Regions from separate parts of the Homo sapiens genome. Here all the other regions are linked to region 3. A link is a contact called in ENCODE Hi-C or POLR2A ChIA-PET data. All regions are on one chromosome and are shown on one strand. The core of a region is the stretch at or near the end of the contact, and the rest is flanking DNA. Distances in the headings are between cores, read along the strand shown.

What was found. A loop is a pair of places that touch in the nucleus more often than their neighbours do. ChIA-PET counts read pairs that join two places held with the same protein, here RNA polymerase II (POLR2A). Pooled maps may share reads with other maps.
Region 1: a pooled map shows a loop between it and region 3 (7-fold over the local background). The contact joins the promoter of LIN54 here to the promoter of GPAT3 in region 3. A Hi-C loop is called at or near these places in 12 of 50 pooled maps. POLR2A ChIA-PET finds 5 or more read pairs at or near these places in 3 of 52 experiments (Caco-2, K562 and activated T-cell).
Region 2: a map of naive thymus-derived CD4-positive, alpha-beta T cell shows a loop between it and region 3 (5-fold over the local background). The contact joins the promoter of THAP9 here to the promoter of GPAT3 in region 3. A Hi-C loop is called at or near these places in 1 of 168 maps with a recorded cell type or tissue (naive thymus-derived CD4-positive, alpha-beta T cell) and 11 of 50 pooled maps. POLR2A ChIA-PET finds 5 or more read pairs at or near these places in 2 of 52 experiments (GM10248 and activated CD4-positive, alpha-beta T cell).

What each region holds. Positions count from the first base shown.
Region 1 is chr4:83,008,962-83,012,106 of GRCh38, reverse strand. It overlaps LIN54 (lin-54 DREAM MuvB core complex component), which reads left to right and starts at 1,284. Exons shown (of 13, transcript NM_194282.4): 1 at 1,284-1,623. RefSeq lists a silencer at 1,195-1,274 and an enhancer at 1,345-1,444.
Region 2 is chr4:82,898,776-82,901,984 of GRCh38, reverse strand. THAP9 (THAP domain containing 9) reads right to left here and starts at 1,250. Exons shown (of 5, transcript NM_024672.6): 1 at 1,103-1,250. The coding sequence starts at 1,182. THAP9-AS1 (THAP9 antisense RNA 1) reads left to right here and starts at 1,069. Exons shown (of 4, transcript NR_034077.1): 1 at 1,069-1,651; 2 at 1,762-1,908. It also overlaps a transcript of SEC31A not described here. RefSeq lists a silencer at 891-1,240 and enhancers at 766-1,285, 1,551-1,670, 1,286-1,805.
Region 3 is chr4:83,534,808-83,538,263 of GRCh38, reverse strand. GPAT3 (glycerol-3-phosphate acyltransferase 3) reads right to left here and starts at 2,156. Exons shown (of 12, transcript NM_032717.5): 1 at 1,501-2,156. The coding sequence starts at 1,641.

The DNA of each region.
Region 1 (3,145 bases), core at 35-2,534, 530 kb after region 3:
ATAAAAACAGCAATTGGGGTGGGTGGTGGACAGCCCTTGTTGAAGGCTGAATCTACCGACTTTTATATGGAGTTGCCATTGAAACAAGGTAGGGAAATGAAATGACTTTTTCAACTTCAACTTCAACCTTACTCTTCCTACACTAACTTAGACAGTAGAGTGGCCCTGTTCGCAGCCTTGAAATTCAGTTTGCCCAGAGCTTATGTTGTGGTTGAATGATACAGAATTCAGCTTTTGGATGGTTAACTCTTTCTAAAATTGACAAAGGCAGCCAGTTTCCTTTTTTTTTTTTTTTAATGCTGATCTCTTCAGAAGCCTTGCAGCTTATGTTTTGTTATTTTTTAAATGATTAAGAATTACCTCTGTTCTCTTTTGGTTACTTATTCAACTGACTGATGACAAGAGCTGGTAACTCTTACCTACCTAGTAGGTAGCTCTAGGATCTTGTTCTGAAGCAAGCTGTTTATTTTTACTGTACAGAACAAATATATCAGCAGCAGATGGTTTTTTTTTAATTTGATGACTTAGATCCTAAAAAAACATTTGGCAAATAATTTTAGCTAAGAGTTATATTTTCAATATTTTAGAAATCGATCATTCATGAATGTTTCTACAATTAGTTCAATCATTTCAAATCTAGTTGCGCTTTGACGTCTTAAACCGATGACAGATTGGAAGTCGCAGTGTTCATGGACAGAAATGACCAGATAAATTAAGTTGGAGAGGAAGATAGCTCAGAACTTTATTTTTTTAAATTAGATATTTTGACCACTTCATCTGCATGAGGATTGCTGCCTGTAATTGACAAAGGTGTCAAAGGTCGAACATGCATATGGAAATAGCTCATCCTGTCAAAGTAGTTCTGCGGGTGGGGTAAAATGTCAAAGTTGGTGAATGACATTAAAGGTCTTTCACAGTGTTTTTAGTGCCTGAGATAGCCACAGTGAATGAAACGCATTCCACCATCTCTCTCAAGTTGCTGCTCTGAAAATGAAAGAGTTTGGGTTCTTTATTGTCCTTATGCCACCCTCCGCATGGCTTTTGGTCTTGCAAACAAAAATATGCCGGACTTGGGACCCCGCAGGTGGCGCGACTTCCTTTGGCGTCCCTGCGGGGGCCCGTGCTCCGCCCGGGGGTGAAAGGTCTCGGCGTAGCCCGTGTGCACTTGCACGGCCCTTGTGCGTTTGAAGGTTGGCGGGGCGGCGGGAGGCTTCCCCGGATATGTGGGTGTGCGCCTCCCGGGTGGGGCGGGCGGGGAGGGGAGGAGGAGGAAGGGGGAGGTTACTGGTGGTGGCGGCGGCGGCGGCGGCCCGGGCTCCGGCTGTCGGGGAAGCTGCTGAGCTGTGATGGTGATGACGAGGTGAAAATGGCGGATCTTTCGAAATACAATCCCGGCCCCTGACATACCAGAGGCGGCGGCGACGGCGACGTCGCCACCCCGGCTCCCTTCTCGGTCCCCGGGTACCCTGGAGCGCTCCAGTTTGGACAAACTGGGAAAGGAAGCTGCTGGCCAGAGCTATCGTGCACGGGCAAAACAAGCCCCGCCGGGGCTCGGGATTGCCCAGGACCTTCTGGAGCCCCTACCTCGGAGCCCGAGGGAGGAGAAAGCGGCAGCCGCTGGAGGTAGAGGAGGATGGGGTACCCGAGGGCTTCTCTGTCCGGAGATCTCTTTATTTGGGGGGATGGGGGTGGGTGGGGAAAGAATTGCGCGGTGGATCAAGGAATGACTTGTCCGGAGTGCGAAGAATCAGTAGCCTCGTCATGACATCAACATTATTCTTTGAGTGTTAAGAGGGCTCCAGTTTGCTCTTATACCTAAGGCTGCTGCTGAGGCCTAGAGGAACCGCTAGCACTTATCATGATTTCCTGATATAATGTTTAAAACAGCCACTCTGGCGGGTGTTGCTTTGATGGTGTTCAGCAGTTCTTGGGGTTGTACGTTTCTTTAGGGAGGCAGAGCATTGGCATTTTATCTGCATTTAAGATCTGTGTCTTAGATCCTAGTCTGTAACTTGTTGGGTTGTGGATGTTCACATTTTATAGAATAGGGACCAGTTTTGTAAGAATTAGAAAAAAAATTTTTAATGCTCTGTTATCCTTAGAGTAACTAACCTCTTTGCCCCTGCCATTTGGCATATAACAATTGAGATACTCTCAGTTATATTTTATACTCATGCTTTTCAGGGAAGTTCTTCTCTATACTCACCCTCCTGCCCCCGCCAACCTAGTTCATGAATTCAGAGAGTAAAGTTATGAAAAATTTTGCTGTAGATTTTATAATGCAAATGAAATACAGCTCTAGGAGCTCTCTTTTGGTCCTGAGTTTTACCTTCATTGTTAAGAAGGAGAGTTGCGATGGGGTGATGCAAGCATTTGTTGTGAGTACATTAAGTTGGGAAAAATAAATTGAGACCTCTGTTATTTCTAAATCACTAAATGCTGGAGTGATTAGCCTAGCCCTTTGTTTAGAGAGCTGGATTGATTGACTATAACAGCCACTGTTTTATTAGGTTATCTGAAGACCCATGTTAAGTTTTAGGTTATGCTGAAAGATCCGTAAGGAGTCTGTCTCCTTGCACACAACACTAGTGTTACAGAAAAGTTACATGTGAATCAAATTTTTAGGCTGGGCAAAAAAATTTTTATACATTAATTTGGACCCTATGCTTTTCCCCCAGCTTTTTTGGGTCAATGACATTGAGTGTATAATGAACAGAAGGATTAGTATTGAGGAATGCCCATGGGTAATGTTTATGATTAGCCCTAAATTTCCGTATTCAAATTGTCTACAGAGAGTATATGTGATATTATTTCCTTATTCAAATTGTCTACAAAGAGTATATGTAACACACTGTGCCATAGTGTGTCATATATCACAAATTTTGTAGTTTACTTAGAGGGGAAATATTTTGTGTGAATAGGTGTGTATAGTTTGTAGGTCTGGCTTTCACTTACTAGAAGAATAAGAGACCCAAAAAAATTTTTAGGAGAAATACCTTAGAGGTACTCAGAAGGTTTAATGATGACGATAATGATTATTTTTTAAAAATAATTTGTCTGATGCTGTATTATTCAGTAGGTATTTGGTTTTGTCTTTTTAAAATTACAGTTTTTATGTTGCAGTTATTTGACCCATGCCTTATAG
Region 2 (3,209 bases), core at 1-2,500, 640 kb after region 3:
AAAGTCTTACGTTTTAGTTTTACAAAATTCTACAAGGCAGGTTTTTATTCCTCTTACAGAAGAAGAAACCAAGACCCAGAGCCAAGTACAGACATCAGTAAATACTCAATTAAAATTGGAATTCATGTCTCCCTAGTTTAAAACTACCTCTATCACAAGAAAAATCCCAAATCAATTATGGTCTCACATACACAATGAGTTGGTTCACACTGCTAACAATTTAGGTGGAGGAATCAGCCCTATTTAAAAAATAGAAAACAAAAAAAAAAAAAAATCAATGAATTTTATACATAGCCTACCATACATACTCTAAACTCCTTAACCTGGCATTTACATTTTTAAAATGGTTTCTCAGGTACTTTTCCACTCCTCTATATTTGCACTTTCTATCCTTTACATTTTCCCATGCCATTCCTAACTACCCTCTTCCTACCCCCCCTTTCCAACCATAAAGTTCTTTTTGATCTTTCCATAAATCTGCTCCTTTTGTCTGTGAGGATCTATTTTACCCACTTTTCTACTTGCTAGTGTACCCTGAATACTGAATGACCTATACCAGTCTGAACCATGGATATGAGTTCAGATAAGACTGATCTGAAATTCTTCCCCACTGTCGAGCCAAATGAAACTTCCCTGCCATGATCAAATCCAGCCAGAATCGGACCGGCCTTGCACAGCTCGGCTAACAGCACTTAAGAACTTGCAATGTCAGGCAGTACAGGAGAAAACTGATCTGTACTCGTGCTCAGGAAGACGCCACACACACACTTCAACCGTTGTCCTAAACTGCCTTCCCTTTCGGCCTCCTCACTTCAAATAATAAGACCATCCAATTAATGGAGGACTCCTTTCGCGTAACTCTCCTTAAAGCGGTAGGCGGTGCGAGAACCGGCTATTCAGAGGTAAACACTGGGCGGGAAGAGAGAGAATCTCAATTCTCACAGTGCCCCAATTCCGCTCCCACGCCCCGACGCTGCGCACGTCACGTCGCGTCACACACGCGGCGCGACCCACAGTGCGGCCCGGCCCCGCCCCACGCCACGCCACGGCCCGCCGGGCCCCGCAGGGAGTTCGAAGGCTTCGAGGCTGCTCCCATACGCACTGGTGGAAGGAGAGGCCGCGCTCCCGGCTGAGCACGGTGTCACGGGTGCTGCAGCCCACTGCGGAGCAACTTCGGGTCATCTTCTTGTTACGTGGGGCCCCACCTTCGGGGTTCCCGCGACAGCATGAATCACGACCACTTTAGCTCCGCCCGTTGACTCTGCGGCTACGACCTTTATTTGTCACGAAAGGCGGGCTTTAGAGGCGCGGGACTTCCACACTTCCTCTCCGAAGGCCCTGCGCCGGTGCCGTAGCCAATGACAGGCCACGTTGTGTCCCAGCAGCCAATCGGAAGGGCCTGAGCCTGAAGACGTGCATTTGACCGCTCCTCCCTCCGCGTTGGAGGCGGAATAGTGGGTTTTGCTGCAACCGGTTTATTTTCCTTCTGTTTTCACCCATTCTGGCACAATCTGGCGCCATCGTCCTTCTTGTGAGGCCAAGCCTGAAAATGCGAAGCAGAGAGGCAGGACCAAAATTGAGGCGAATCCAGGAACCTGCCAATGGGTCTCCGGGTGCGGTCTCTGAAACTGGAGGATATCGGGAGGAAAGGGTATGGAAGAGGGATAAAACACGGTGCCTTAGGTGTGTTGAAGACAGAGTCGGGCCAAAAATATATGATTTACTGAGATGCGTGTCGTGTTCTTGCGCTTTATCTTGTAGCTCTCCGATGCGGAGATAATGGGGAAGCTCTTGGCATGGTTGGCTGTAGGTATGTGATACCGGAGGAGCAGGAGTCAAATAGGATACGCCGACTTTTAATTCAAGGAACCCTTTTCTGAAACACTTTGCCACAATGAAGGAAATAAGGTAAGGTTCTTGGGGCTCCTCAGTAGTAATAGGGGCAGGGGACAAGGGGCAATTAAGTGGTTTTGGTTGGGAATGAGGCATTATGAATAGCTTTCAGGAGATAGAGCTTAGAACAATGTCTTAGTTATAAGCTCTTATGTTTGAGGAAGAGATTTCAATTTGCTTAGAGAAGGAAACGGGCCAGTGGGTTTTTGTCTCTGAGAAGGAGATCCTTAGCATACAGAAAACAGAGAAGGGTTTGCAACTTTTCCGTTTCTTTGTATAGCACACAAAAATAATTCCAAATATCCAGGCCTAACAAGATTGCTTCTTTTTCCCCTTTGTGTTTACTTTGTCCAGATTACAGCCGAAGATACATATTAAGGTATTACTTATTCACACCAGTTTTCCATTATAATATGCTTGTATCTTCTCTGAATGGAATTAATAGCTTTTGGTTATGGTTCCTTAAAAGTCACATGGCCTAAGGATAGATGGTCAAGGAACTTTGGAAAAATTGGTCCCTGGGGGATGTGCAGGGCAAATACTTTTTGGCTGTAAGGTGTGTGCAGAGAGTAAGAACTGGATTTAAATACTGTAAGTTGGTTGGGCTGTTAGAGCCTTTTCCTGCTCAACCAATTAAGACCCGAGTGAGGCTGAATAAAAATAACATTGTTTTTAGCTATCTTTAAGGAAAAAATTAGTTGCCTTATATTTTTGTAACAGTTTTACTCAGATATAATTCTCATACCACACAACTAATTGGTTTAAAGTGTACAATTCAGTGGGTTTTAGTATATGCACAGAATTGTGGAACAGTCACAATCAATATTAGAACATTTTCATCACTCCAGAAAGAAACCTCATTCTTACTAGCAGCACCTCCAAATATTCCCCCACCCCGCTCAGCAAACACTAATTTAGTTTCCGTGTGCCTCTGCCTGCTCTGTACACTTCATGTAAGTGGAATTATGAACTAATATATGGTCTTTGTGACTGGCTTCTTTCACTTGGAATGTTTTCAGAGTTCATCCATCTTATAGCACGTATCAGTACTTTATTTTTTATTGCTGAATCGTACTCCATTTTATGGATGTAGCAGATTTTGTTTATCCGTTCAACAGTTGGTGGACATTTGGGTTTTCCAATTTTTTTTTTTACTATTATGAACATTTGTGTACAAGTTTTTGTGTGGACAAATGTTTTCATTTTCCTGATTACACACCTAAGAGTGGAATTGGTGAGTCATAAGATAACTGTGTTTAGCTTCTTGAGGAAGTGCCAGATTATTTTCCCTAGTGGCTGCACCATTTTACATTCCC
Region 3 (3,456 bases), core at 907-3,406:
GGCAAAGAAATAGCCACAAACAAGAGTCTAGGGCAATACAGGAGGCTAGCAAGTACAAGACAATGTCCAGTGGGTTAGAGATGTATACCTGGGAGCCACCCAATTAGCTGAGAAAGAAGAGCAGATAAAGCCACGTCCTAAGGGCAGAGAGAAAACAGGTCACAAAAATGGGAACCAAACTTATTAGAAGGCACTGTGGAATGCCAGAATCTCAGTAATCATATTATTCTTTTAATAGCAACAAGCATTCATACAGTAGGTGCAGGCAGCCTTCTAAGGTGCTTGATACCTTTTAACTCATTTGAACAACCCTATGGAAATAGGAGTTATTGTTACTCCTATTTTATAGATACAGAAAATGAGGCACAAGAGTAGATGACCTCCCTAAGGTCACATTTTGAGAAACAGAGCTACAATTTTGGTACCAAATCTAAGCAAACCTGTATCCAGGGTCCCTAATCCTAACCACTAGGCTGCAGGGCCTCTTCTCAGTTGAGATGCCTGTTTCTGGCCAGGCGTGGGGCTCACACCTTTAATCCCAGCACTTTGGGAGGTGACGGCAGGAAGATTGCTTGAGGCCAGGAGTTCAAGACCAGCCTAGCCAAGATAGCAAGACCCTGTCTCTTATGTTAAATATACACACACACACACACACACACACACACACACACATATTATACATATAATTAAATTTTTTTTTAAAAAAAGACTCCTGCTTCTAACACTTAATTCAAAGAAACCACTGATCTCTGACTCTCAGTTTCCCTCTCTGTAAAAGGGGGTTGGCACTTGCCCTCCCTACCCTACCCAGCCTTTTGACACTTAATAAAACCCTAAGAGTAAGCTGCAGTTGTTCTCTACCAGGCCTACTTCCATCTAACATTTTTCTTTGCAGGATTTGGAAACAGGAGGGTAGGGAGACCTGAGGTCAAAGAATATATACCTTTTCAATGGCATTTCAAGTGCTGTTGGTTAGATAAAATTTCCATGACTCCACTAAAATAAAATAAGATTTCTTTCTGCCATCCAGCAATTGGTCTCTTATCTTGGGCATAAAGAAGAACATGATGCCTTTCTGAACTGGATGCCTTAGTACACAAAAGGACCTCTGAAACCTGGGGCTGTAAAAACAAGCGGGTGAAGCGGAAACTGCACTGCATAATGGATATAAGCAAATCCTCTGATACAAAAAGTTGGTCGCATTGTTGTTATTCTAATCAGTAAAATAATAACGATGCTCAGGGAGTGGAATGATTTTTTCGCCTTCGACCAGAGAAACAACAGAGTGGTCCAGTGGTTCCAGCCTAGATCCCTCCAGCTCCGCGAAAGAAGCCGAGATGCTGACTTTCGCACTGCTGCGGGCAAGGAACAGAAATGCACGCACGCATGCACACGCGCGCACACACACCCCTGACTCGCGACCACTGACCTTGAGAACTGGACCCCCGGGTTCTCAGCCCGCAGCGGTGTGGGGCTGGCTGCATCCCTCCCGGCACTCACCTCTAAAGTTTTCACTAGGATCTTCATGTAGATCTCGGAGATGCCCAGAGACACTCCGAAGACCGAAGGTAAAAGGATGAAGCCGAGAACCAGCGTCAGCCAGGTGGAAAGGATCTTCCCGGCCAGCTCTGCGCCCTCCATGACTCGGCGCACCCACTCAGGAGAGGTCCGCAGTGGAGGGCCGAGCGCCACAGCAGTCCCTGTCCCCAGGCAGTCCCGCGGGAGCTCCAGGAGCAGAGCGCCGAGCCCGGCACTCACCTCTGCGAAGGGAAGAGAGGAAGGAAAAAAACTTTCAGAATTACGGCAATATCCTTCCTTCCTCCCTGGGCTCCTCCTCGCCCCTGCCAGTTAACTCTTTCTCCGCTGGCTGCCCAGGTCTGGGCTGAAGCCACCGCGGCGTGCGGAGACCTGGGTAGCGCGAGCCAGTGGTCGGAGCTGCGGGTAAGCGGAGGCACACCGCGGCGCGGGCAGAGCGCGCGAGCGCAGCCAGGAACCCGCCCCGCCCGGTGCCTGATTTCCTCTGGGTGGCGATTGCGACAACTCAGCAGATGACTCACGGAGGCCCTCCCCGAGCCAGGTTCCCTGCGGGAGCACCGCACTTTGGCACACCGGTCGCCGGCGGAGCTGGCACCGGGCCGCGGGCTGTGCTGGAAGCTGGCTGCGCTCGGGCGCCCAGCGCCCTATTTCTGCGCGCTGCCCTCGCCCCACCTCCTCCGTCACCCAACGGGGGAGCTCCCTGGCAGTACTTAGCCCAGGAGTGCCGCAGCCTCCTGGGCGGTCTCCGTTCTTCCCCGCGCCCCGCCTCCCCCAGCACTCAGCAAAGGTCCTTTCAGGAGGAGAGTTTTCATCTGAAAAATGTCAATATTTTCTTCACCCGCAGAATGAACTGCTGACGTATCTGGGACGCTTGAGGTCTTGTTTGTGTGGGTGTAAAACGAACTCTTGGAAAGGGCTTCCAAGGACAGGAAAACGCAGAGCGCACCACGCAGCCGTGTACGCCGCTTCTGGCTTCCACACCTCCTTCCCCACATGGCCTACAGCTGTGGGGCTCAATCTTGCTTATCCCGAGAGTAGGAAGCTCTCTCCACGCGTTGCCTAGCCCACTGAGCCGCCATCTCCCTGGCACAGAAACCCTGCGGCTAAGTATCTGTCACTCCCTTTCTGGGGGAAGATTCCAACCACACCTTCCCCTACCATTCAGCCAATACTATCCGCGCTTAGGCGTAGCAGAAATGCCAGGCCGGCGCAAGCCTTCATTCACCAAGCTGACAGGTGTCTCCTGGGTGTTCAGGCTCCGCGCTTCTACCGCGCCAGCCCTTATCAGAGCAACGAAGGGCAAAACCCTGTATGTTATTTACTACATTGCTGTTCTCTTAGAGACCAGAACTATTTTTAAGAATGAGCAGAAGGGATTTTGAGAAGGGATTTTCCAGATTGCCGCTGAATTCGACCAAAATCTCTTACAGGTACTTTTCAGGTGTTGTTTCAAGCTGGAAAAAAACTGAGAGGGCCAGCAAACTGAATTGAAACAGCGCTGATAGCAAATATTGCAGAGAAAATGGTCCCTGCCCAGGGTGTGGAGGAAGTGGGGAGCCAACGAAGTGACAAGCCCCTCTGTAAAGAATGTAGATGTCTGCCTTAAGTACTTACTGCCAGGTAGCTGTCACAAGCCCCCTCCCACACTAAGAACGGAAAAAATTATAACTTGATGATTAAAACCAGGTTATGGACCGGGCGCGGTGGCTCACGCCTGTAATCCCAGCACTCTGGGAGGCGAGGCGGGCAGATCATCTGAGGTTAGGAGTTCAACACCAGCCTGGCCAACATGGCGAAACCCCCGTCTCTACTAAAAATACAAAAAAATTAGCCCCGCGTGGTGTCGCACGCCTGTAGTCCCAGCTACTCAGGAGGCTGAGGCAGGAGAATCACTTGAACCCGGGAGGAGGAGGTTGCAGT